Regions from separate parts of the Homo sapiens genome. Here regions 1, 2, 4 and 5 are each linked to region 3. A link is a contact called in ENCODE Hi-C data. All regions are on one chromosome and are shown on one strand. Each heading gives the region's core, a stretch centred on a gene start or an enhancer-like site at or near the end of the contact. The rest is flanking DNA. Distances are from core to core; before and after follow the strand shown.

Evidence for each region. Hi-C counts contacts between places; a loop is a spot of excess contacts on that map. Pooled maps may share reads with other maps.
Region 1: a loop to region 3 is called in a map with no recorded cell type, with 5 times the contacts of the local background. The contact joins the promoter of KIF11 here to the enhancer-like site in region 3. A Hi-C loop is called at or near these places in 3 of 37 single-sample maps with no recorded cell type and 2 of 50 pooled maps.
Region 2: a pooled map shows a loop between it and region 3 (6-fold over the local background). The contact joins two enhancer-like sites. A Hi-C loop is called at or near these places in 2 of 37 single-sample maps with no recorded cell type and 4 of 50 pooled maps.
Region 4: a loop to region 3 is called in a pooled map, with 2.9 times the contacts of the local background. The contact joins the promoter of PANK1 here to the enhancer-like site in region 3. A Hi-C loop is called at or near these places in 2 of 37 single-sample maps with no recorded cell type and 3 of 50 pooled maps.
Region 5: a pooled map shows a loop between it and region 3 (4-fold over the local background). The contact joins two enhancer-like sites. A Hi-C loop is called at or near these places in 5 of 37 single-sample maps with no recorded cell type and 4 of 50 pooled maps.

The regions. Positions count from the first base shown.
Region 1 is chr10:92,589,542-92,594,891 of GRCh38, forward strand. KIF11 (kinesin family member 11) reads left to right here and starts at 3,589. Exons shown (of 22, transcript NM_004523.4): 1 at 3,589-3,911. The coding sequence starts at 3,835. RefSeq lists enhancers at 2,304-2,393, 3,204-3,393, 3,424-3,473, 3,575-4,326 and silencers at 3,794-3,843, 3,924-3,993.
Region 2 is chr10:92,098,736-92,104,375 of GRCh38, forward strand. The region is part of intron 7 of CPEB3 (cytoplasmic polyadenylation element binding protein 3); the gene reads right to left. Among named protein-coding and RNA genes, the nearest start is that of BTAF1, 180 kb to the left of the region's middle. RefSeq lists an enhancer at 2,666-2,965. Within about 2 kb of position 2,808, at least 9 of the 41 ENCODE cell types and tissues checked have a DNase peak (open chromatin) inside an H3K27ac peak, as active enhancers do.
Region 3 is chr10:91,002,466-91,007,814 of GRCh38, forward strand. The region is part of intron 1 of LOC124902479 (a long non-coding RNA gene); the gene reads right to left. Among named protein-coding and RNA genes, the nearest start is that of LINC00502, 41 kb to the right of the region's middle. Within about 2 kb of position 3,991, at least 8 of the 41 ENCODE cell types and tissues checked have a DNase peak (open chromatin) inside an H3K27ac peak, as active enhancers do.
Region 4 is chr10:89,643,168-89,648,406 of GRCh38, forward strand. It overlaps PANK1 (pantothenate kinase 1), which reads right to left and starts at 2,075. Exons shown (of 7, transcript NM_148977.3): 1 at 1,433-2,075. The coding sequence starts at 1,724. PANK1-AS1 (PANK1 antisense RNA 1) reads left to right here and starts at 947. Exons shown (of 5, transcript NR_184344.1): 1 at 947-1,032. RefSeq lists silencers at 849-898, 1,599-2,078.
Region 5 is chr10:89,345,928-89,351,353 of GRCh38, forward strand. It overlaps a transcript of LIPA not described here. Among named protein-coding and RNA genes, the nearest start is that of IFIT3, 21 kb to the left of the region's middle. Within about 2 kb of position 2,143, at least 3 of the 41 ENCODE cell types and tissues checked have a DNase peak (open chromatin) inside an H3K27ac peak, as active enhancers do.

The DNA.
Region 1 (5,350 bases), core at 2,339-4,838, 1.6 Mb after region 3:
CGTGCCCAGCCAGTGTACTTTATATGTATCCCAGGTACTTTATATGTTATTTTAATCCTCACAATAATAGTAATTATTATTATCTCCATTTTACAGATAAGGAAACCAAGGCTGATAGAGGTGAAGTAATTTCCTTCAGGTACTCAATATATATTTATTGAGTAAAGCCTTACTTTGGTGTAAGGCTTGTTCAAGACACTGGGAAAATAATACTGAACAAAAAGACAGGGTCCCTAATGAAACTTACATTCTATCCAGGGAGACACACAATATATTGACAATATAATATATTGTCAATACACACAATATATTGCCTGTAGTGTTATGAAGAAAATAGACAGGGTTCTGAGATAGAAGGTTATAAGAGGAAGGCCAGGTGCAGTGGCTCACATCTGTAATTCCAGCACTTTGGGAGGCCAAGGAGGGCAGATTACTTGAGGCCAGGAGTTCGAGACTAGCCTGGCCAACATGGTGAAACCGAGTCTCTATTAAAAATATAAAAAAAAATTAGCCGGGCGTGGTGGGGCACTTGTAATCCCACCTATTCAGGAGGCTGAGGCACAAGAATTGCTTGAACCCAGGAGGCGGAGGTTGCGGTGAGCCGAGATCCCGCCACTGCACTTCAGCATGGGGGACCAGGACAAGACTCCGTCTCAAAAAAAAAAAAAGAAAATTATGAAGAATGTGCTTTAGATAGGGTGGTCAGAAGAGGTGTTTTTAAAAGAAAAAGTTCAACTGAGAGCTGAAGAATGAGATGGGTAAGCCATGCAAAGAGCCAAACAGAGTTCAGGGCAGAGGGTACGTCAGGTACAAGGGCCTGGCCACAGGAAAAAGCTAGGAGCTCTGAAGCATGGTAATGAGATTTTTGGAAAGTGCCTTTAGTTGGTGGTATGGACAAGGGCCAGATCATGAGGACCCTACAGAGCATGGTAATGAGTTTGGATTTAATTCCAAATACAAATGAGAAGGTAATGTAAGATTAAAAAGCAGATGAAGAGCATAATCTTATTTTCTTATTTCTTAAAAGACACTTCCCTTGCTGAGTAAATGTAGTGGAGGAGTTGGGGGTAGGAGAAAAGGGCAGAAGAGAAACTTGTTAAGGAGGTAGATGACATTTGTTCAGGGAAGAGATAAGAGCCTTGTACTAGGGTGATCATCGGAGGGGAGATAAAATCAACAGGACTCCACTACACGTGGAGGAATCAAAGGTTCTGGTTAGCACCAGTATCCAGATGAGAAAAGATTAGGGTGGAGATAGGTCCCATTTTGAAATGCCAGCGAGCCACCTAAGAGGAGATATCAATAGACAGCTGGCTACTCAAAATAGAGATGACCAGCAGAAGGAGCTGTAGATGCAGTTATTTCCTTGGGGCGGGTTGTGCGGGGGGGCGCATGTAGGGGATTAGCAAGTGGAGGAACACAAAAAGGACATCAGAGCTTTCCACTACACCGGGTTGTTACTTAATAGACTAACACGACATTTAGGTTCCCATGGGTTGTGTGGGCCAGAAGCGCAGTTCCAGGAACCGACTACAACATAGTGTGGGATATGATGTTTCTCTTCAAATAACCCGATCAATCTTTTATTCTTTAATTCATAGTACCCTCCCTTTTTTCTCTTTTTCTCCTTTTTTGCTTTTGTTAAATGCCCAGGCACGCCACAATACTAGGCCTTATCAATACCAGCTCACATTCCTTTCCTTATTTGAAGGGACTAACTTTTTAGCTCATTACAGACACCCCTTCCCCTTTCCTGTCCGCTTTCTTTTAAGTACCCACCTTAGCTAAAAAAAATCAAATGTTTAGCCAACCGGGATTAGTTTAGATTATACGACCCGACCCCAGCCAATGGGAAAAAGATACAGGGGCAGGACTTGCGTCAAAAATAGACTCCTGCCCCTTTGTTCAGGTGTGCTCTCAAGGCGACTGGCCAAAAAGGCACCCCTCTGCGCAAAAATAAAATTGCTTTGCTAAAAATCCTTTGTTCAAGTGTTCAATTTCCTTAAGATTTTAAAAGTTATTCATAACAATAGGCTCCTGTTTCAGTATTTCCTGGTGCGGCGTACCACACCTACAGCGGTCGAGTCACGCCAGGCACTGCCAAGACGCCGAAAAGTTCTCCCGCAGCAGGCCGGAGGTGACCGACGGCGCGCAGGCCCCAGCGAGCGCTGCATGCTGGGATCCGTAGGCCGGGGCGGCGGATGTTTGCGCAGCTTCCTTGAGATGCCACCGCCCGCTGCGCCGCGCAGAAACGGGGAGCGCAGCGCACCCGCGGCCTGCGTCACTCGGTCAGTGCAGTCGTTCTAAAATCGAGGCGGACCCTGCTTTCTTGCCTGGAGTCACTTAGAGATGATGACTAAAGGATAAATTCAGAGTCCTCCAAATGGCGTCCAGTGTCCATTTCATCACGATTTGGAACCTGTAGTAGCCTTATCGCTTAACACTTCCTAATTATTATTATTATTATTTTCTTTTTGAGAAAGGGCATTGCTCTGTCGCCTATGCTGGAGTAATCCAGCGACATAATCCCGGCTCACTGCAGCCTCTATCTCCCGTGTTCAGCGATCCTTCTTCCTCAGCATCCCGAGTAGATGGGACCAAAAGGCACGCATCACCACACCAGGCTATTTTTTCCCCTCTATTTTTTGTTGAGACCCGTTGGGAGGCGCGGGGAGGGGGGTCTCCCTATGTCGCCCAGACTGGTCTCAAACTCCTGGAACTTAAGTTATCGTCCTACCTCGGCCCGTTAAAGTGTTGGGATTACAGGCCTGAGCCACCGGGCCCCAACATTAATTATTCTTCAAGCCTATTCTGGACCGGGCGCGGTGGCTCACGCCTGTAATCCCAGCACTTTGGGAGGCCGAGGCGGGTGGATCATCTGAGGTCAGGAGTTCGAGACCAGCCTGGCCAACATGGTGAAACCACATCTCTACTGAAAATACAAATATTAGCCGGGCGTGGTGGCACGCACCTGTAATCCCAGCTACTCGGGGGCTGAAGCAGCAGAATCGCTTGAACCTGCGAGGCGGAGGTTGCAATGAGCCGAGATCGCGCCACTGCACTCCAGCCTGGGTGACAAGAGCAAGACTCCGTCTCTCACACACACACACACACACACACACACACAAAGACTATTCTGGTCTCTGCCTCCGGGATGGCGGCTCGCTTTGGACCTCTCTTCTGTGCTTCTACTGCCCTCTCTTACAATTCTCTAATAATTATAATCATGGCGAGTGCTTACCATATATTCCAATCTATTTACTTCCACAAGCTCATTAATTCTCACCCTAACCCTCTGAGATGGTTACTATTATTTCCTCTCTGCAGCTGAGGGAATTTTGGGCTAGGGACGTTATGTAAGTTGAGCCACGCTACGCTAAAAGTTCCACACTCAATTCTAGCGTCTCGGCTCTGGACTACCAAGTTCCGGAGCAAGCAGACAGACCACCTCTTTACGTTCCCGTAGGCCACGCTCCGGGGGCGGGGCTCCAGTGAGGATACTGCATCCCATGGTGCCTTGCGCGCCAGCGCAGCCATTGGTCCGGCTACTCTGTCTCTTTTTCAAATTGAGGCGCCGAGTCGTTGCTTAGTTTCTGGGGATTCGGGCGGAGACGAGATTAGTGATTTGGCGGCTCCGACTGGCGCGGGACAAACGCCACGGCCAGAGTACCGGGTAGAGAGCGGGGACGCCGACCTGCGTGCGTCGGTCCTCCAGGCCACGCCAGCGCCCGAGAGGGACCAGGGAGACTCCGGCCCCTGTCGGCCGCCAAGCCCCTCCGCCCCTCACAGCGCCCAGGTCCGCGGCCGGGCCTTGATTTTTTGGCGGGGACCGTCATGGCGTCGCAGCCAAATTCGTCTGCGAAGAAGAAAGAGGAGAAGGGGAAGAACATCCAGGTGGTGGTGAGATGCAGGTAGGGAGAGGGCTGACAGGATTCCGAGCGCTGCGGCTTCGCTGCTGGGCCCCCTACTGCGCGGTCCAGGGAGAGGGATTTTATTTGCATTTCCTGAGGGTCCCAGTTTCTTGGTTCTCCGCGTTCTGTTCAATAAAAATGACACCCGGTTGCTGTGTGTATGTGGTTTTTAGGAGAAAATAACATGTTTGATTTGATCACTGTTCCATACTGAAAAGTGCGTTCTTATGTTTAAACTATAGTCAATAAAGATGTAGGTGTCACTTTTATATGCTACTTCATGTAGTTTGTCAGTTTGGAAGTAAGACTGAATACCTATTTTGCAGATGGTTAAGCACTTACGTTGGTATTATTACCTCTAAAAAGCAATCAATCACTGTTCTCTTTATTCTAGATGCAATATTTTCTGCATCCCTACTAAACAAGTAAACATCTCTGTCTTTAAACATTAAAAATTAATAAAGTGAGTTTATGTTTTTTAAAAGATCAAGACAAGTTAAGCTAGTGTAAATTTCTGATTGTGCTGCAGTTTTCCCTTTCATCTGCGTGTTTGTTCATAGACCAAACTAAACGGATATTTCGAGATAAAGGGATGTGGAGGGGTGTTCGGCCCTCCCCTGACTGGTTTCCAAATAACTTCCCAATTTTAAAATAAGCTAGAAACTGCTGCTTAGTTAGAATTGATTTATTCAACTTTTTAGAGGCTCTCCACAGTTTACTGAGTATGTGTGTTTTGTGTGTCCGTTTTTGTGGCTGTTAACAGTTGCTGTTGCAACTTTTCTGTAAACCCCAAAGTATTCTAAAATTAAAAGGTTATTTTTTAGAAAAACTTGTATCAACAAACTTTCTTAGGCTATTGTTTACTCAGCCCTGGTAACTTGAATTGTGGATATCGAAGGTGATGACTAGGTTTCTAAACAAGGTGTCAGAGAGGAAATTGGGTGGCAATCTTAAGTCTAGCCAGTGACACTTACTAGTTGTTGTACTCTGGGGCTTCTGTTAGTAGTTAGTTGTTTGAAGATTTTTATTTAAAAATGCAGTGCATATAACAAGTGCAAATTTTAAAATTATTTTGGTTGTTTAATAAAACCAGGCAATATTACCTTTTCCGTATGCATTTATTTAATTTCTTTTTTAATGTTAGTTACAAAATATTTCAGACTTACAAAAAGTTATTAAGAACAATGTAATAAACATTTGTATATTCATCACCCAGATTAAGAAACAAAACAATCATTGCTGGAGCCCCCCTTTTCCCTCTCCATCCCTTTTCCTCCAGCCACTGTTAACCATTATCTTGAACTTGATGTTTATGATCCGTATACATTTCAAGTCTTAGAAGAGATTTACTTTATCACCAATGAATAGAATAGTTCTTTGCTTGTGTCTAATATTTACAATAATTTTTGTGTAAAGAGATTTTTTTTTTCAGATTAGCC
Region 2 (5,640 bases), core at 1,558-4,057, 1.1 Mb after region 3:
GTTACCAAACCAGTTTAACTATTTTTCTTTTTTTCTTTTTTTTTTTTTTTTTTTGAGATGGAGTCTGGCTCTGTCAAGCAGGCTGGAGTGCAGTGGTGCAATCTCAGCTCACTGCAACCTCCATCTCCCGGGTTCAAGCAATTCTCCTGCCTTGGTCTCCCGAGTAGCTGGGATTACAGGCGCCTGCCCCAATGCCCAGTTAATTTTTGTATTTTTAGTAGAGACAGGGTTTCACCATGTTGGCCAGGCTGGTCTCAGACTCCTAACCTCAAGTGATCTGCCCGCCTCAGCCTCCCAAAGTGCTGGGATTACAGGCGTGAGCCACCATGCCTAGCCCAGTTTGAAATTTTTATCAATAAAGAGCAAAATAATTATAGCTCCATATAAAAACTAAAGTTTCATCCTACTTAAAACTAAAGGTCATTAATAGGGATACGATTAGGTCAAGGGCTAGGAAAAACAAGACATGCAATATGGGTCTTTTCGTCTTTTTTTTTTTTTTTGAGACAGGGTCTCAGTCTGTCACCCAGGCTAGAGTACAGTAGTACATGGAGTACAGGCATGCGCCACCATGCCCAGTTAATTTTTGTATTTTTTGTAGAGACAGGGTTTTGCCATGTTGCCCAGGCTGATCTTGAACTTAGGGGCCCAAGCAATCTGCCCACCTCAGCCTCCCAAAGTGCTAGGATTATAGGCATGAGCCACCGTGCCTGACCTCTACTATGCATTATTTCTTTAAACAGAATGCTATATGATAACATCATTTCCTAAAATGAAAATTTCATTGACAATTGACCAGAACCTCTTAGTTAAAATTAAATATAAAATGCATTTTTGGCCAGGCGTGGTGGCTCATGCCTGTAATCTCAGCACTTTGGGAGGCCAAGGCAGGTGGATCACCTGAGGTCAGGAGTTCCAGACCAGTCTAGCCAACATGGTGAAACCCCATTTCTACTAAAAAAAAAAAAAATACAAAAAATTAGCTGGATGTGGTGGCAGGTGCCTAAAATCCCAGCTTCTCGGGAGGCTGAGGCAGGAGAATTGCCTGAATCTGGGAGGCAGAGGTTGCAGGGAACTGAGATCACGCCATTGCACTCCAGCCTGGGCAGTGAAACTCCGTCTCAAAAAAAAAAGAAGCATTTCTGGCCAGGCATGGTGGCTCATGCCTATATAATCTCAGCATTTTGGAAGGCCAAGGCTGAAGGACTACTTGAGGCCAAGAGTTCGAGACCAGCCTGGGCAGCATAGTGAGACCCTGTCTCTATGAAAACCTTTTCAAAATTAGCTAGATGTGGTGGCTAAGGTGGGAAGATCGTTTAGGCCCAGGAGTTTGAGGTTGCAGCGAGCTATGATTAAGCCACTGCACTCCAGCCTGGGCGACAGAACCAGCCCTTGTCTCAGGAAAACATTTTTGTTGTATCTAATTTAATTACAGGATAAGAGAAAACACAATTTTTTGTTTTTGTTTTCCCCCCTTGCCACAGGGAGAAAACATATTTGTTTCCCCCCAGCAGCAAGGAGAAAACATAGGTTTTTTTTTGTTTGTTTGTTTTTTGAGACAGAGTTTCACTCTTGTTGCCCAGGCTGGAGTGCAATGGCACGATCTCTGCTCACTGCAACCTCTGCCTCCCAGGTTCAAGTGATTCTCGTGCCTCAGTCTCTCAAGTAGCTGAGATTACCGGCATGCGCCACCACGCCCCACTAATTTTTTTGTATTTTTAGTAGAGACTGGGTTTCTCCATGTTGGTCAGGCTGGTCTCGAACTCCTGACCTCAGGTGATCCGCCCACCTCAGCCTCACAAAGTGCTGGGATTACAGGCATGAGCCACCACGCCCAGCCAATAAGAATGGTTTTTGTTTTTTTGTTTTGTTTTGAGACAGAGTCTCGCTCTGTAGCCCAGGCTAGAGTGCAGTGGCACGATCTCGGCTCACTGCAAGCTTCGCCTCCCGGGTTCACACCATTCTCCTGCCTCAGCCTCCCAAGTAGCTGGGACTACAGGTGCCCGCCACCACGCCCAGCTAATTTTTTGTATTTTTAGTAGAGAAGGGGTTTCTCCCTGTTAGCCAGGATGGTCTCGATCTCCTAACCTCGTGATCCACCCGCCTCGGCTTCCCAAAGTGCTGGGATTACAGGCGTGAGCCACCGTGCCCGGCCAAGAACAGTTTTTAACACAAACCTCAAGACTTCAAATTTCTCAACATAACCACATATCCCTACAGCTAGAGTTCTCTCAGTTACAATTTAGTATTTAGATATTCATCTACCTATACATATCGTCAAGCTCATTTTTAACATCTCACTCTGTATGGTCCCTTCTTTAGGTTACAACACCCATCACATGAACATCCTACTGCATAGGATTTCATTTTCATCTGTTCATCTCAAGGCAGTTCCAAATGGCAAACCATTCGGTGTCAACAGTGCAATCAGGTGGCCAGCTCGGGAAACCATCTGACCAAAGACCCCCTCAAAGCCGTATGTTCTTTTTCCCAAAAAGGACCTGGTTCAGAGCTCAGCTACTTCCCCCATACTCTGATTTCTTTTTTCCTTTTCCTCTTTTCAGTACCGTTCAAACTCAAGCTCTTTAGGAAAAAAGTCTCCATTTTTCTCTCCCCAATCCTACAATCCTTTTAGTCTACATAAATTGGAAAAACAATACTGCAGAACCATCAGGACTGCTCTCCCCAACAAGAAGCAGCACCCCAGCTCATCCTAATAGCCAGGATGAGTCAGCTAAACCTAGGTCTGCTGACATACAGCTGCAACAGCTCAGTTGTAGTGGTGATGAACTCAGACCCACCCCAGCTGTCAGCAATTCTATTTTAAGCATCACAGACTTCACAAAATGACTGGATTGCCCCAGCAATATCAGAAATAAACTAGTTTGTGGCCGGGTGTGATGGCTCACACCTGTAATCCCAGCACTTTGGGAGGCCAAGGCAGGCAGATCACTTGAGGTCAGGAGTTCGAGACCAGCCTGGCCAACTTGGTGAAACCCCCATCTCTACTAAAAATACAAAAATTAGCTGGGCGTGGTGGTATGTGCCTGAAATCCCAGCTACTTAGGATGCTGAGGCAGGAGAATCGCTTGAACCTGGAAGGCAGAGGTTGCAGTGAGCCGAGATTATGCCACTGCATTCCAGCCTGGGTGACAGAGAGAGACTCTGTCTCAATAAATAAACAAACAAACTAGTTTGTGGTTTGTGAGGCATCTTTATCTCTTCCATGGCATAAGGAGTTGGTTTATTATTAATCACCAAAACTAAGAGCCACAACAATAATTGTGGTTTAGACTCTTTACAGCACACTGATATTGGCATCTCATTTCAACGTAATTTTGACCACATAGCTCCCTAACAAATAGGTCAGCCAGTTTCAGGAGTTTAGATGCTATCTATTATTCTCAAGTGCTGAAGAGGAAGAGATGCCTTCCCTGCATCTTCTGGGGGTAGTGGAGAGAAAGGAGTCTTTAGCCTTAGTAAGACTATATCCTGGGTAGCTCTGGGGGCTTCAGTCAGACCTCCGTCAGGCCTCAAGGCAAAAAGCTGTAACTCTCACATTCAGACTATTCCTCCCATTCCCTAGATACAAGTAGTCTCCAAGTAGAAATAGAAAATCTTCATCAAAATAGCCAGGATTCTTCCTAGACAGGGAGCCAAAAGTAACCCTAGGAAATTCTTTCACATCCTCCTTGGATGCTCCAAGTCCACCCTCAGGTTTAGGAAACAGTCCAGGTACAAAAAGGAAACTCCTGCCCCCATCACCAGGCTGCAGAGCCTATTATCTGATGCAAGGAAGCTACAGGCTTTACAACTCCTTTGGGAACTTCAGTTACTGATGAACAATTCGAACAATTCGGTATACTGTTTCATAAGGGCACTCAGTGCAGAAATACAGCATGCATAAACTGCCCCATGAAAATGGTTATGTATATCTTTGCACTATATTTGATTTAATAAAGCCATTATCAATTAAATATTATGCTCAGAAGACTCAAGTCAACACCTCTCTAAAGGCTTTTCTGACTGCCTCAGAAACATCTGCGTACTCTGCCCTTTGAGCGCTCTCCCCGTCACAACTACTCCCTCTAATACTTCTATCCAGCTATTTTAACTTTCAGGTTTTCAGAGCATCTGTGGCTCCTTAGGTCATTTACTGGTCATATGTCTATTTCCCTCTATTGGACTCTAAGATCCTCTAAGGCTGAAACCATATATTTGTGTGGATCCCAACTGCCCAGCACAGTGCCTAACCATTAGTGAGTGCTCTGTGCACGTTTGGTGTGTAAACAAATGTTTTCCTGAGGTGCTGACACTGGTGTCACAAAACATGTCCAGCAGCTGCTCTTCTACAGCTCCCAGATCACTCTCCTCACTCCACTGAAAGTTACCTTCCAGGGGTAGGAAAATAGGGTATATTTTGGTCACCAGTGGATGCCCAAGGTCTTGGGCTTAATGAATGCAAATTTCTGATGCCACTAGGTGAGACCCACTCAATGATCAGAATTATCTAGTGTTCATCATGACTGTTGATGCTGCTTCGTCACTCAGAAAGCATAAACATAATAGCTGATTCCCTTTTGAAAGAAAAAGCACTTTTGAGCACTTATATTGCACTACTGTGCTAGGCATTTTACAGTCACACTTAAACAGCACCACACCATATGCTCTAAAAATTATCCCTACTTTAGAGCTAAGGAAGCTAAGGATCAGAAGAGTGAAGTCATCTTGGAACTGAACTCCAGGTTTATAAAACAGTCTACACGTACTCTTTCTACTACAATCATGTTGTGTGCCTACAAGGCTCCCTGTCCTCCAGGCTACTGGCCACCAGTCACAGCTTCCAGATAGGCTCCTGAACAAGTCAACATGAATTTTTACTAGTGAGTGACTAACCACTCTTTTTTCTCCACTCTTTATGCCTGTTTGCAATGCATCAAGAAATGACCAATGGACATTTGTTGGACCTACTAACAAAACTAGCAGTTAGCAAAGCTTGAGAAAAATGAGTTAGCAGTGAAACTAGCACTGTATCCAGCTATTTTAACTTTCAGGTTCACAGTCTCAGGCAATCTTGTACTCCAGCCAGACAACTTTGTCCAATGTCTATATAAATGTGAACTTTCAGCTCCATGGTACTAGGACAAGGATGTTGTTACTGGCATGCTGATTACTAAAACTCTTGAGAGGAATGTACACATAAAAGTTCAGGTTACCTAAGTTTTTCCTGGGAAGATGCCTATTCTTTGAATGAGCTTCATGGAATACTAATTCCACAGGAATCTGCACGAGTATCATCCCCAAAGCAGGAATGTAAAATGCTGGATTAAACAATTTTACACAAATGTATATATTGTAAGACTTCTCAGAACCTTAATATATCAATGTTTCTCAAATGATTTTGGCTAAGGAAACTTTAATTAAAAGACAAAATGGATATACAATGCACAAAGTAAGTGCTCAAAAAATGACACCTATTACCATTATGAGGAAACCTTTTGTCGAAGATCCTCTCAAGAGATTAGTCTTTGATGGGACAAGTATTCTTCAGAACACACTCTGGAAAACACTGAACATTATCCCTTAAGGGGTGGCGTTGGCTATTTTGTCCACTAGCTACCATTTAGTACAATGGAAATG
Region 3 (5,349 bases), core at 2,741-5,240:
GGAACAAGAAAACCCTCACCAGATGTGGCTATTCAATCTTGGATTCCCAGCCTCCAGAAGTCTGGGCCAAACAAATCTCTTTTCTTTATAAATTACCCCAGTCTGTAGCATTCTGTTGTAGCAGTAGAAGAGGGAGTCACACAGGAGGGTGGTGGTAGGAGACGAGCTTGGAGAGAAGGCACAAGCTGAGTTCTGGGTGGTAGGTCTGTATGCAGTGTCATGGGACTTGGACATTTCCACTTTATTTCGTTTACTTATTGCCATTTTTATTCTGGCCTTTTAAATTGTTGCTCTTCTCTTATCCAATGCAGACACAGTTTATTTCTGAGACATATAGTTTGCGAAATCAGAAACTTTAGGCATCATCAAAATAAATTTCCCACATTGCATACCAGTAAAAATAAGATTGCAGTGACTCTGAGCTGCCAGCTGCCACATGGCAGGCACTTAGTCCTTGGCCCCTAAGGCAATTCTAAAGATCCCTATAAGATGCTTTCTTATGTGTATTATTAAGACGACCAACTCATCCCAGCTTGTCCAGGACTTTCCTGGTTTTACCACTGAATGTTCTGGGGTCCAAGAACCTCTCAGTCCAAAGCAAACCAGGTTGCTCATCCTAAGTGTGTTTGGAAACATGTCTGACCTGCTCACGTGTTTTTGCTCAGGGCCCCTCCTCAAGCTGCCAAGCCACTGCCTCAGCCAAACACCCCAGGGAGCTCTGATAACCTCCAGCAACTCTCCCTGGCCAATCTCTGTTAGGCAACAGATGCCACCCTTCTAGCTTTGGGGAAGGAGACATAGCCCTCCTACACTGAGTTCCAGACATGCTTACCTACCCCCTACATCAACTTTCCAGAGCTCCACTGTATTAGTCTGTTCTCACATTGCTAATAAAGACATACCCAAGACTGGGTAATGTATAAAGAAAAAGAGATTTAATGGACTCACAGTTTCACATGGCTGGGGAGGCCTCACAATCATGGCAGAAGGTGATGGAGGAGCAAAGGCACATCTTATATGATGGCAGTCAAAAGTGTGTGTGCAGGGGAATTGCCCTTTATAAAACCATCAGATCTCATAAGACTTATTCACTACCATGAGAACAGCACAGGAAAATCCGCCCCCATGATTCAATTACTTCCCACCAGGTTCCTCCTACAACATGTGGGGATTATAGGAGCTACAATTCAAGATGAGATTTTGGTGGGGAGACAGCCAAACCATATCATTCCACCCCTGGCTCCTCCAAAATCTCATGTGCTCACATTTCAAAACCAACCATGCCTTCCCAATAGTCTTCCAAAGTCTTAACTCATGTCACCATTAACTCAAAAGTCCACAGTCCAAAGTCTCATCTAAGAAAAGGCAAATCCCTTCTGCCTACGAGCCTGTAAAATCAAAAGCAAGTTAGTTACTTCCTAGATACAATGGGGTACAGGCATTGGGTAAATACCCCCATTCCAAATGGGAGAAATTGACAAAAACAAAGGGGCTATAGGCCCCATGCAAGTCCAAAATCCAGTGGGGCAGCCAAATCTTAAATCTCGGAAATTATCTCCTTTGACTTCATGTCTCACATCCAGGTCACGCTGATGAAAGAGGTGGGCTCCCATGATCTTGGGCAGCTCTGTTCCTGTGGCTTTGCAGGGTACAGCCCCGCTCCTGGCTGCTTTTATGAGCTAGCATTGAGTGTCTATAGCTTTTCCAGGCTCACAGTGTAAGCTGTCAGTGGATCCGCCATTCTAGGGTCTGGAGGACAGTGGTCCTCTTCTCATAGCTCCACTAGGCAGTGCCCCAGTGGGGACTCTGGGTGGGGGCTCCAACCCCACATTTCCCTTCTGCACTGCCCTAGCAGAGGTTCTCCATCAGGGCTCTGCCCCTGTAGCACACCTCTGCCTGGACATCCAGGTGTTTCTATACATCCTCTGAAATCTAGGCAGAGGTTCCCAAACCTCAACTCTTGTCATTTGCACACCCACAGGACAAGCTCCACATGAAAGCTGCCAAGGCTTGGGGCTTGCACCCTTTGAAGCCATGGCCCGAGCTGTACCTTGGCCTCTTTCAGCCATGGCTGGAGCAGCTAGGACACAGAGCACCAAGACCCTTGACTGCACACAGCAGAAGGGCCCTGGGCCCAGCCCACAAAACCATTTTTTCTGATTAGGCCTCCAGGCCTGTGATGGGAGGGGCTGCCATGAAGTTCTCTGACATGCCCTGGATACATTTTCCCCTGTCTTAGCGAATAGCATTTGGCTCCTTGTTACTTCTGCAAATTTCTGTAGCTAGCTTGAATTTCTCCCTAGAAAATGGTTTTTTCTTTTCTACTGCATCATCAGGCTGCAAAATTTTCGAACTTTTATGCCCTGCCACCTCTTGAATGCTTTGTTGCTTAGAAATTTCTTCCACCAGATACCCCACGTTATCTCTCTGAAGTTCAAAGTTCCACAGATCTCTAGGGCAGGGGCAAAATGCCACCAGTCTCTTTGCATAGCAAGAACGACCTTTACTCCAGTTCCCAACAAGCTCCTCATCTCCATCTGAGACCACCTCAGCCCAGACTTTATTGTCCCTATCACTGTCAGCATTTTGGTCAAAGCCATTCAACAAGTCCCTAGGAAGTTCCAAACTTTCCCACATCTTCCTATCTTCTGAGCCCTCCAAGTCTCTAGGAAATTCCAAACATTCCCACATTTTTCTACCTTCTTCTGAGCCCCAACTGTTCCAACCTCTGCCCATTACCCAGTTCCAAAGTTGCTTCCACATTTTTGGGTATCTTTACAGCAGCTCCCCACTTTCTGCAGCACCAATTTATTGTATTAGTCTGTTCTCACACTGCTAATAAAATACCCAAGACTGGGTAATTTATAAAGAAAAGGAGGTTTAATGGACTCACAGTCCCACATGGCTGGGGAGGCCTCACAATCATGGCAGAAGTTGAATGAGGAGCAAAGTCACGTCTGACATGGCAGCAGGCAAGAGAGCATGTGCAGGGGAACTCCCCTTTGTAAAACCATCAGATCTTATGAGACTTATTCACTATCATGAGAACAGCACGAGAAAACTCACCCCCATGATTCAATTACCTCCCACCTAGTTCCTCTCACAACATGTGGGGATTATGGGAGCTATAATTCAAGATAGAGATTTGCATGGGGACACAGCCGAACCATATCACCACCAGACAATTAACAAAACTTCTTCAAAGGCTTATGGATAATGGAAGGAAAGCTCAGCCTCAAAGGTAATTTCAACTTTTGGCAAAGCAGCTACCTGAAACACACCTACCAGAGCCATTCTCAGTAGCAGGTCCAGCTCCACATGAGAGTCCAGCACATGTCTGCCACCAGAAAGTTTGGGCCCAGCTGTCAAATGGCTTTGAGAGAGAAAAGACTTCTCTGTCCCTCTAGTTTCAGGCTGGCTTCCCAGAGAGGTAGAAACTACTACTGCTGCCTGGCATTCATTCCCCCGCTTTCTTAGTAAAAAGCACCCTGATTTACTTAGGAGGGTAAAGTGCCCAGATAACAGGCTTCATTTCTCAATTCCTCAGCCAGCTGTGGAAGTGTTTGGGGGAATGTCAGAAAAGCTATTTAAAGGGAGAATCAGTGAGGAGGTCTCACTCCAATACACATACACTCACACATGCTATTAATTTTTCCTCTTTCATCTTTCTTCCTTCTAGGCTTCAATGTGGATATGATGGCTGGAGCTCCAGCAGCCATCCTGTGACCCTGAGAACAAGCCATTCATTGAGGCTAATGAAGCAGGAAGAAGGAATCCTGAGTCCTTGGGAAACAAGGATCTACCTGAATAGCTCCGAATGCCTACTTCTAGATGTCCTTTTAGAAAGAGAAGCACACCCTTGTGTATTTCAGCCACTGCTATTTAAGGTTTAACCTAATCATGATATAATTGGTTTTTCTTGGAATGATTCAGTGGTAATTTTTTCTTCCATAAGAAGCAATCCCAACCCCTACCACTAGGGGGTGGCCTTGCCCTGTAGGCCTCAACATGACAATTACATCACTGCATATCAGAGTCCAACATCAGTGCATTCTGTGTAATTCAGTCTCAAATAACAACGTGCATGTGACAGCAGTGGTCCAGTCTGAGCTAAGCTGTGCCAAACTCCATCCAGTTCCTTTAGCATGAGATTTGGATCTCATGCTTTTCTTCTCTTTTCTATATCCAATTCTTCAGCTTGGACCCAAAAAAGCAAGCCCCAGGACCAAAAAAGTATGCAGAGAAGCAGCTCTGACTCTAGCAAACACACAGTTTGTATTTCCAAACAGAACAATGAGCTTCTAGTCTGAACAACATCCCATTTGATGGTAACTTGATACTTTCCTCTTTTTGTTTTTCCAGCAAGAAGCAATGGGTAGGTACTTGCTTTACATTTGTGAAAAGATACCTGGCTGGTGGGTCTGATAAAGAGAGACTCTACCCTGGCAGGATTATTGATATCTCTACCTCCTACAAGATGGAAAATCACTTGCAGCATTTAAGTGACTGTTTTTCCAGTTTATGCTGATCAAAGTTTCAAAAATCTCTAGGCAGAGTTTTAGTCACTAATAATCTGAAGTGAAGGGAATAATTTATCTAATTATTGCTCAGGCTAAAAGCAAGCTGCTGTCTCAAAATGAAAGTACAGTGCTAGTTCTATAAATACCCACTCACAACTAACCAACAAAGGAGTTTGTGGTGTGAGAAGTGGAACTTTTGATAGTTTCAGATTGCATTGCTTTGGTGTCATCTGTGCTCTCCTTGTCTACCTCCATTTACATCGTGATGCTGTATAGTTAAGACTTGGGCAGAGGGAGGAAAGGGGTTCATGGGGAGCTAGTAATCCTGCATTTTTCCTCAATTTTCTTACTAGACTGCCATATTAGATAAGAACAAAAAATGTGCCTATTGAATAGTCTAACCAAAGAACTTAAGAAAGAATCACTTTTTTTCCTCCATTTCGGTAAAGACCGTGCCGAAAGTTTTCATATGTAATAAAACCAGTGATCACCAGTTAATCTCAACCTAAGAGAAAGAACCAAAATGAACCACTCACAAGAATAGAAACAGGCATCCCTTGGGAGTAGGGTTTAACAAATGAAAATACAGGACACTCTGTAATTTGATTTTTCTGCAATATTTGGGACGCGCTTATATGAAAAAATTATTTGATATTTATTCAAAATTCAAATTTAATGGTATGTCCAGGATTTTATCTGGCAACCCTACTTGGGGGTAAAGAATCTGTTCCTTCCTTGTGGGGGATGGGAAGAACAGTACAAAATGAGCAGATTCTGAAATATATCAAGGAAACTGTCACTGGAAAAGTCACTGATTAAAAACAAAACA
Region 4 (5,239 bases), core at 825-3,324, 1.4 Mb before region 3:
ATTGCAAACTCTAGTACAATCTGTCAATGTAGATAAGAGAAATAACTGAAGTATAGCTTCAAAATAAGTGAAACAGGTTTATAAATCACAGGTAATCAATATTAAGTCCTGACTTTTAAAATATTAATACTAATGAAAGTCATTTTCTAACAAGTATCAAAAACAAAAGCAAATAAAAATTCAGGTGCTAGATTACAACCTTACACCTTACAACTGTAGCCAAATCTGCTGTTTGGCTTTAAAGTTCCACACAAAATCTTAACCTACAAATTTAACATTTCAAACCCACAAAATACAAGTACCAGAGTCACCCACAGTCATGTCAAAGGGCTTTCCAAGGTCTTAGAAACCTTAATCCAATACAGAAAAGCTAAGAGTCAAAAAGACATAGAAACAGGGAAAAGTGAAGGTGTTATTTGCCAAACATTAAACTTTCACAGAAATCCAAAACCTACTTAACAATTTCCCTATATCGAACAGCATAACCTCTATGCAAATGCAGTCATTTATTAGCATTTACTGTACTTACTTTGCTTTTTGCCATTTATAAGCTTCATTAAAGACACCCACAAAGAAGTAACCAGTTGAATGAGCTTCAGTCAAGAAAAACCAGCTGTAAACTCGACCTACAAATTTACATCCCACAGCGTCCTGTGGGGAAGGTACACTTTACAAACTACCATTATATATACAAGCTTTAGATTGTGAAATAATGCACTTCGGCTTTCTCCGGTGTACATTACAATTACAAACCCTCAACTCAACCTCCCCCTTCGTTGAAAAAAAAAATCCACCTCCAATCCTCATTGGTCCACATAGTTCCGGCCCACATGGTATCAGTGGGTGTGTCCCTCCCAAAAAACCCTCTCATTGGCCGTGAAGAAACAGCTTCTAATAGGCTGTGATTTTGGGGGGTAGTTAAACTCCACGCCTCCAGACTTGCGCTCTCCAATAGACCCGAGACGCTGCTGGCTACTCTGTGATTCAAAGGGCAGGCAACCCCAGTAGGACGCGCTCAGAGAAGCGAGAGGGGTGAGAAAGGAGAGAGCACCCTCGGTGTGCCGCCCACTTTATCCTCACTCCTGGACCCCAGCAAATGTTCACACACCTGCGTTTTCCCAGCCACCAATTAGAAGGGCGGACAGAGCGTTCGCTTATTATATATCCTTGACCTAGGGACCCGCTCAAGCTTCGTGTCCAATCCTCGTTCTACTGATAGAAGCGAGCAAAGGGCAGGCTCAGGCAAAGACCTGTAGTGCTTGATGTCCCCTAGGAAAAGAATCAGTCCCGGGAACCTACTCTGTGCAGTCCCTCGACCGCAGACGCGGGGGCGCACGGGGCGTGCTGCGGCGCCTGCCTCAGCCGCTCCCAGTCCCGGGCCCCGCACGCTGCGTCTGCCTTGCGCCCGCGCTCCCCTCCCAGCGGGACTTACGCGGCCTGTTCTTTCTCCCCGAGTCCATCCTCCTCCGCAGCCGGCATTTCTTGGCCGGGGAGTCATGCTGAGGGAGCAGTGGCTGCGGCTGCAGCTCCGGCAGGAGCGGGAGGCGCTGGGGCGCCGCGTCGCTGCCGCCCACTGGACCCCGGCTGCAGACGTGCGGCGGCTGGACTGGCGGCGGATGGAAGCCGTTGTGCAGCAGCCCGTTCACAGCGGCGGCGCTGGTGCCCACGGGGGCCCCTGGAGAGTGCGGGACCGAGCGCTCCTGCTGCCCGCTGCGGTCGCCCATGCCGGGGGCTGGCGGGGCTGTGCGCGGGCCCCGGCTCAGGCGGCCTCGCTGGAGGTCATTCTCCGGCGTCTTTATTTCCCCGGATCCTCCCTGCGGCTTCCGATTCAGCAGCCGCAGAGCCGGCGCCTGGGGATGGCGAACCCGGCGCTCCTCCCCTCCTCCTGCCGACTCCCCCACCTCCTCTGCGCCCTGCCCCCCGCGCGCCGGCCCCACGGCGCCGGCCTGGAGCACGCCAGCCCCGGGCGCGGAATCGGGGATCCCCGCGCACCCCCAGCCGGGGCTCCCGCCGCCCGCCTTCCCCTGATCCCCAGGCCGCGCGACTTCAAACGCGGCTTCCTCGCCTCCCAGACTGGTCCCCGCCACTGAGCATGCCCAGTCCTGCCCGCCACCGCCACCGACGAGTTTCAACATGGGGAATCAAGTTCTCTGGGCTTGCAGAGAGGAGATGGGCGGGTTGGGCTTTGTATGGCGATGTGAAAACCAGATGGGTCTGGGAGAGACAGCGAAAGGAGCGAACCGTTTCAGGAGGAATACGGGAGGAAGACAATTATTTGCAGAGGTGTCAGGTTTGCTAATCCTGTCCCCAGTGAGCAAGATACCTTTGCAAGGTCATTCACGTTACCCTCCCCGCTTTGTGAGTGTGTGCTTACGCGCGCGCGCGTGTGTGCCTGTGCGTTTGGTTAAGTGACCAAACTACTTAGAGGCCTGAGGGGAGGGAGAACAATTATTTATAGAAAAGTTGGCAGACTTGGGGAGGGAGGGGAGTGAAATTTCTTTGCTGGCACGCACACACACTCAAACACCATGTGGTCTCATGGAGTTGTCTTTTGCAGGGAGGAAACCTAGGAATACAGTGTAAGGACAGTGAAGGACAAAACTGTAGGCAGGATTAATCGGTGCTGAAAGAGATCAAGTAAACAGGAGCAATTCCATGCTATAAAAAGCACTTTCCTCACCCAGAAAGGACTTCAAAAGACAATGTCATGTTATTTATAGAGTAAGGAGTTGCCTCTTCTAAGAAGGGAAGGCGGCATCACGTGGTGACCAGCACTACGAGCTTTGGAGTTAGCACTGGGTTCAAATTCCAACTCAGCCACTGAGCAAACCCAGATAACGTTAATGCTCAAGGTAACACTTCTAGCAATAGGAAACGGGACTGTCCATGCTCACTATGCAGGACTAATTTGGGTGGTGAATACCTTCCCAAAGTTATGCAATCTCTTGAGGCCTCACTTTCCTATCCATAATGGGGCTGTTGTGAGAAAATCTACTAAAAGTACCTGGTACAATCCTGGCACACAGTAAATGCTCAGAAAGCTAGTTTTCCTTATTACGCTATTATGATTAGCAGTTCACCCTTTGTTTCGACAGGGGAACAAACCATGCTTACAGCCGTATTTATTGTGTGATTTATTTTGTGATATTCTCCGTGATTTGCAATTAATCTACAGAGGAGTCAGAGTCTGGCAGGTGCTGGCTGGCTACTGGGTTGCTGGGCCCCTGGGCTTCAGTGCATTCAGCAGCATCTAGGGCTTGCATCTGGCAATTCCTTCCAGCAGAGCCTTACCTAGAATCAGAGCTTGAGAACCATGGGGGCCACTGGAGCACTCTGGTCTATCCACTCTTGCATACTTTTTTCGTATCAGGAAACTGAGCTGCAGACAGATGGCTGAGGTTATTAAGAGCAAAGGTGGGACTAAACTCCAAATCTCAACTCTCTTAGCTTCCCTAACCTTATGCTATTTAAAGACAGAGAAAAAAACCCAGGTGATCTGGCCCCTCCCTACCTCTCCTGCCTCATCAGGGGCTCCCTGTGCTGCCTTCAATTCCTTAAACAACATTCTGCTGTTTCCATTGCCTTAGAGAAGTCTCTTCTCTAAGACCTCTTTTGTCTACTAGACTCCAACTTTAGATCTCCTCTTTAACTTCTCATATTTAGAGAAATGTTCCCTGACCCTTAGGGCTACATTAGGTCTCCCTGCCATACCCTCTTCCTACTCCTTGTACTCTGTTTATGACTCCTTATCATTTTGTAACTATACCATGCATCTGTTCCCTCATTTGTAACTTGAGAATAATAGGACATCACTGAGTTGTTAGACTGATGAAATGCATAACACATGCGTAAAATTAATTCAAACTTCAAGCTATTGGAACTTTTTTGTGAGACTTGAGAGAAATGTGGCTATGCAGCTACAACTTCTGCTTTTTTTTTTTTTTTTTTTAAGACAAGGTCTCACTCCTTCACCCAGGCTGGAGTGCAGTGGCACAGTCGTAGCTTACTGTAGCCTCCAACTCCTGGGCTCAAGCGATCCTCCCACCTTGGCCTCCCAAAGTATTGGAATTATAGGAATGAGCCACCATGCCTGGGCTTGCCTTTTTTCCTTGTAAATAATTAGGAAGACCGAGCAGGGCCAGAGATACTAATCCCTTGGATCACTGCCTCTCCTCACAGAGTAATAATCTTCCTTGGAATGCAGCAGTCTGCAACCAATCAAATCGCTGTGGCATATGCATTGGTCTTGTATGGAAAATGTAATTCTGCTGGAACTTCTCCATCTCTGCCAGTATAAGTGAAATCTTAACTTCTCCACTTTGGAGCACTGATCCCACTCATTTGGAGTTAGTGTTTCCAGGTGGCTATCCTCAAGCTTTGCACTCAAACTTCATACTTAATCATGTTCTCTAAATCTCATTATTTAAGGTTAACATATGTAAAGTGTCCAGCACATTGTAAGTGCTAGAAAAAGACATTATTATTATTTGATTGCCCATCTTACCCCACTTCACTGTAAGCATCTTTAAGGCAGATGACTTGTTCATCACTCTATCCCTAGGAGGCACTTGGTAATTATTTGTGACTGGATAAATGACTTATATCAAGCTTGTCTAGCCTGTGGCCCACAGCCTGCATGCGGCTCAGGACGGCTTTGAATACGGCCCAACACAAATTCATAAACATGAGATTTATTTTTGTGACTTTTTTTTTTTTAGCTCATTAGCTATCATTAGTGTTAGTGTATTTTATGTGTGGCCCAAGACAATTCTTCCTCTTCCAGTGTGGCTCATGGAAGCCAAAAGATTGGACACCCCTGACTTAGATGATATTTCACACAGAGTCCCCCTCACTTTCTACTGTAAATTTGCTAAAAATCACCAGCCACTCCTAAATATTCAAATATATCATTTTCAAATTCCCACATAATTGAGCTGAGTGGCTTAGGAAGCAAATTACATCAGAGATGCAAATAGAAGCTTTAGCATTGCAATATCTCCAAGGACATATTTTTTCTAGCTGGATTCCCAGGCCTGCTGAGGAAGGCCTGAGCCAGGTGGCTCAGACCCAGGCAGGGCAAAAGTACTGGTACTGGGACAGAACGTCCTCCACCTGCTTCCTTTCTCCTACCCTTGTCAGGCTGGGTGCTTGGATCAGTTACACCCAGCGTATGGTAGGGAAGAAGCCAGGTGGCATCTCACAGGTTTATTCAGGGGTGTGTGTAGGAGGTGTAACTTTG
Region 5 (5,426 bases), core at 893-3,392, 1.7 Mb before region 3:
CTAATCCTCAAATACATGAATTTCACAAAAGATCACCCAAGCAGATGTCACCTAAAAACATAGTAGTATCTTTTAAGTGCCTTTGAGGCAGAAAGATTTTTAAAACGACAAAAAACAGAAGAAATATCTGTGAAGGAATTGGTATTAGGTTAAGCTCAGACTTCTCAATAGCAACCAAAACACAGTGGGAAATAGTTTCAAAATGCCAAGAGAAAATAATTGTCAGCCTATAATTTGACTTTTTAACCCTTTTTATTTGAAATGATTTTAGACTTAAAGTTGTAAAAATGGTGCCCAGAATTCCCATATACCCTTTACGCAGCTTCCCATCATGTTAACACCTTACATAAACATAGAATAATCTTTAAGACAGGAAACTAACAGTGACAACATATAATCAACTAATCTACAAGTCTTGTTCAAATTTTACCAGTTGTCCCACTAATATTCTTTTTCTAGTTCAACATCCAACCTGGGATCTTCCCCAAAATGACCTTTGTTCACAGTGTCATAATTCACCCTGCAACACAAGCTCTGCTCAACTAGAGTTTGATGAATAAAATGATTTTCTCTTTGCCATGGTCCCTTTATATGAATATCTCATAAAGCATAAAGGTCAGGGTGGTTCCTGTTAGAATATTCACTTCCCTTGATTTCCTGCCAAATATCATTTCACAACCCTCCTGAGCTCCCTCTTGATTATAAAGGGAAAGACATTGACTCCAGTCTGACGCAATAAACAGAAGAGTTTTTGATGACCCTGCACCTTCTTTTCTTCTGATTTATGTGGAACATACCAGCAACAAAATCCTGAACCAAGATCCACCAGGGGATGGACAGGTGTCCTAGGTATGCCCAAGAATGATGCAACATCCCCAGCCATGCGCATGATGGCTGAGGAATCTGGGGACAGCTATTGTGTGGAAAGAAAATCTTACAAAGGGAAATCCTCATAGGAAATTGCGTAGGTTGGAGAAAGAGCCACACTCAGTCAGGCTTAGCCTGTCTTTTCTCTCCTTTGGTCTCCCAGAGGGAGCTGTTATATTCTAATAGCCTGCTGCATTGTTTTTTTCTAAAGAGAATTCTAGGAAATTGACATCAGGGTCTCCAAGACTACCCCTAGATTTGATGATTCACTGGAAAGATGAGCAGGATTCAACATATGGTCATACTCACAGCTAAGCCTTATTATAACAAAAGTATACAGAGCAAAATTAGCACAGACAAAAAGTGCATGGGGCCAAGTCCAAAGAAAATCAGGTATAGGTTTCCAAGAGGGCCGGTAGAGTCATCAGGTTGTGCTTAATTCCTCCAGCATCAAATTGTGACAACACATGTGAAGCCAGTTAGACTGTGTGCCCAAGGGTTTTACTGGGGACTGATCATGTATGCACCCTCTGCCTAGCATGTACCAAAATTCCAGACTTCGAGAAGGAAAGCAAGTGTTAGCATAAACTCCATCATTTGCATAAACAGTCTTAGCATAGTAAGCCACCCATATCATTTATAGAATAGCTAGAAAACTTAAAAATCCAAGTTCCCTGATGTTAGCCAAGGGCCAACCTTGCAAGCAAGTCTTTCTAAAGATAACAGTTTCAAACTTGCCATGCTAACTCTGCATGGTCCATCCCCTTAGTCCTTAGCAAGGCAACTTTATAGTAAAATTATTATTTCTAGGATCTCTGTCAGTATTGATCTCAGTTTTTTCCAATACATTCAGTATTTATCCTCTTTTAAGGATCCTGAATTTAGCCAGCTTAAACAAATCTGATTAATTATAAAGGTCTATCTTAGAAGTCCAGAGAGCTTCCTCCGTACATGTCTATATTAAACTTTTAACCTGGTGGCACATCACAGCTGAGGCCAGGAAAGTAAAGTGGACCTGATCACCTTCCTGGGCTGAGACAGTGTCATGACAGTCAGGTACACACAGACACAAAGCACAATCCCAGAGGACATGCATGGCAGCCCAAGCGGGACATGCCTTAGGCAGTACAGGTTTACAACCCCCACCATGTGGCCTTCCATGGTGAGGCCTACCACCGTAAGGTTTCCATCCCAGTCCAAAAAATACACTGAAGTCCTTGCTTTCAGAGGAACTGCCTTCAAGCTATCAGTTCCAAACACAGGAGTGAGGAAGACATCTGAGGTTTTCTGGATGGAAAGTTCCAGAGTGGATCCCCACCTCCAACCCCAGTGCTGTCTGTTGTGCTCAGAGGCTCAGCAATCTGAATTCAAAGCATTAAGTAGGAGTTTGGAAAGACAGCGTGGGAAGATTTCCGTCAGACAGAAGGGAAATCTTCCAGGAACAGTTCTGAAAAACAAAAAGATTGTTAATGACTTCCTCTCCTTTATGCCTCCCTGGGGGCTGAGTTTCTATTTTTTTCCATTGCGACAAAGTCAGAGAGTCCTATTCAGCAATCATATATTTTTGTTCAGTTATATCCCATTCTCACGCAGATCTTTCAACTGGAAAAAGTGTATACAAAAAGGACAAAAGGACTTTCACCAAAAAAACATTTTCATGCAATTTAAGCATAAAGAGGTATCATGCTCACATTGTCTGCTACTGAACAAAACTGGGGTCCACTTGCCCAGCCCAGTAAAGCCAAACACCCACAGTGGGGTTTTGCAACAAGAGAAAGGAGGGCATTTGTTTGCGGGTTGCCATGCAAGGAGAATCCCGCAGCTCACGCTTAAGACCCTATTTTTGGTTTCTATAGAGAACCAAACATCACCTGACTCTAACTTCCTTGGCTGTTGTTGTAAGCTATTATTACCTTCTTGCTTATCAGCTTGCAAACTTACTTCTCAGGGCCCGGTAGTGCCTGGAATTTCCCTTGAAGGAACTTGAGATTTTCCTTTATTTCCATGCCTGCGTGGGGGTCCTGGCAGGCCACTAAGAAGGAGTCCCTGCTCCATCTTATGTCCAGAATGAAATCCTGAATTTTCAAAAACTTTCAAAATTGGCTAACATAAACTCCCACCTCTTTCATCCAAATTATACACTGAGCCTAGAAATTAGTAATCCTTTTCTGGGGTCAATTGCATTTAATAATCAAACTTCTAAGGTCAGGAAATGCCACTCCAAAATATATCACTTTGGACTTCAAAATGAAGGCACTTGAGAAATAGCAAATGCAAGACAGGATTTTCTCTGAGCTCCCTTTATCTGCATAAAGATAGACCCTCCAAAAGGAACTCAGATGTCATGAATCCCTTCCCAGGGAATCTTATCAACCAGGAAGATTAAACTTGGTTCACTGGAGAGAACACTGGAGGTTGACCCCGTGTCCAGACAGACTTCGTCACAGGCTGTCACATATTCTTCTGAGGGCCCATTCATTTTTCATCAAAACAATTTACTCCCCCTAAGTAAGTTGCCTACATCTCCCCTCCCCTCTCCTTTAAAAAGAGGGTATATAAGCTTCTTGATCTCACTGGGTTTGGGGCGTTAACTTTCCTTTCATATGATGCCCCATGCACGTAATAAGTTTGTATACCTTTTGTTCTGTTAATCTGCCAGTTTTCAGTTTATTTCATAGATTCAATTATCAAGCCCTCAAAAGATATAGGGAAAATGTGTCCTCCCCCTACCTTACTAAGGTGTGTGTGTGTGTTAGGACAAAAGTGAGGGATGTAGATTCAGGCTGTCAGATCATTTTCACAGATTGAAACTAATTGGGAAAGTTGAAAAGAGCAAGTCAACAGCAATGAGATAGTCTCAAGATGGGGAGAGTCCAGTCTGTCAGGAGTGGTTGGAGGGGTTACACTCCCTGTGATGTGTCCTCCTCCAACTTACAGCTTTCAACAGGGATTATAAATCAGTAATGCAATTAGCCTCTGTATCATGAAGGGGCTCAGACTATGCCACCCCAAAACATGCCATTTTGACATAAGAATTATTTTGAGTTAAAGGGAATTGAAAAAAAGCAGACGCAGGATGAGTTGTCTGCCCTACTTCTGTCTGCCTGAAAGCAGAATATAAACGTCTCTTGTGATGGTATCCCCAACCCCTACTTCCATTCAAGAAACGGGATAACAACCTTATCACTGGACAAAGTCTACACAAACAAATCTTAGTAACTAGCCCTCATCTACCATTAGTTTCCCCAAATATTTGTCTTTGCACAATTTGACACCCCTCAAAGTTCAAAGTTCCTTCTTTTTTGTCTGGCCACTTCTCTACAAATGTATTGTTATTTTGTTAAGATGCTCAATAAGTCTGAAGTTCTAGCCACTTCTTTCACTTGCTCATCACTGAGTTCTCTGGTGTGAAGAGACTGATGGGGTTCAGGAGGATATGATATTTATTAATTATTTAGGTGCACCGGCCCAGTCAGATTAACATCTAAAGGACTGAGCCCTGAACAAAGAGTGAAGTTACCTTTTTTTTTAAGACGGAGTCTTGCTCTGTGGCCAGGCTGGAGGGCAATGGCGCAATCTCGGCTCACTGCAAGCTCCGCCTCCCAGGTTCAAGCGATTCTCCTGCCTCAGCCTCCCGAGTAGCTGAGACTACAGGCGCATGCCACCAGGTCCAGCTCATTTTTTGTATTTTTAGTAGAGAAGGGGTTTCACCATGTTGCCCAGGATGGTCTCGAACTCCAGACCTCGTGATCCGCCCACCTCAGCCTCCCAAATTGCTGGGATTATAGGTGTGAGCCACCGTGCCTGGCCTGAAGTTACCTTTTAAGCATTTCTTGCAGGGGGTTGGGGGGAGATCTGTGCAGGGGGAAGGATACTACAGAAGAGAGAAACAAAGGCAGTTATTCAATTGAGACATGCATTACATCATTTCTTACTTTTTAAGGAAAAGCATGTTTTGCGACTTGAGTTTATCTGTCTAGTGAACTTGCAGTTGCATAGCTAGGGAAACAGAGTCTTCACAATGCCTGGGAAGGGAGGAGAGATAAGGCTTACTAGCCACAGAAAAACAGGCAGTTAATTTTTTAAAGGACTCCAGTTCTTTCTCTTTCTCAGGGGGAGTTGGGTTTTCTTACATACAACTGAGTTTTTGCTTACACACTCTTTCATTTCTTTTAATTTCTGTTTCAGTAGGGCCCCAGCCTATGAACCTAAGACGGGAAGAGGAAATAATGTTTGCTGAGCCAGGCGCAGTGGCTCACGCCTGTAATCCCAGAACTTTGGGAGGCTGAAGTGGGCGGATCACTTGAGCCCAGGAGTTTGAGATCAGCCTGGGCAGCATGACAAAACCATGTCTCTATAAAAAATACAAAAATTAGCGAGGTGTGGTGGCACATGCCTGTAGTCCCAGCTACTCAGGAGGCTGAGGTAGGAAGACGGCTTGAGCCCAGGAGGTTGAGGCTACAGTCAGCTGTAATCATGCCACTGCACTCCAGCCTGGGCAACAGAGCAGAAACCCTGTCTCAATAAAAATCTTTAATGCACAGAATGGTTTTTTTCCT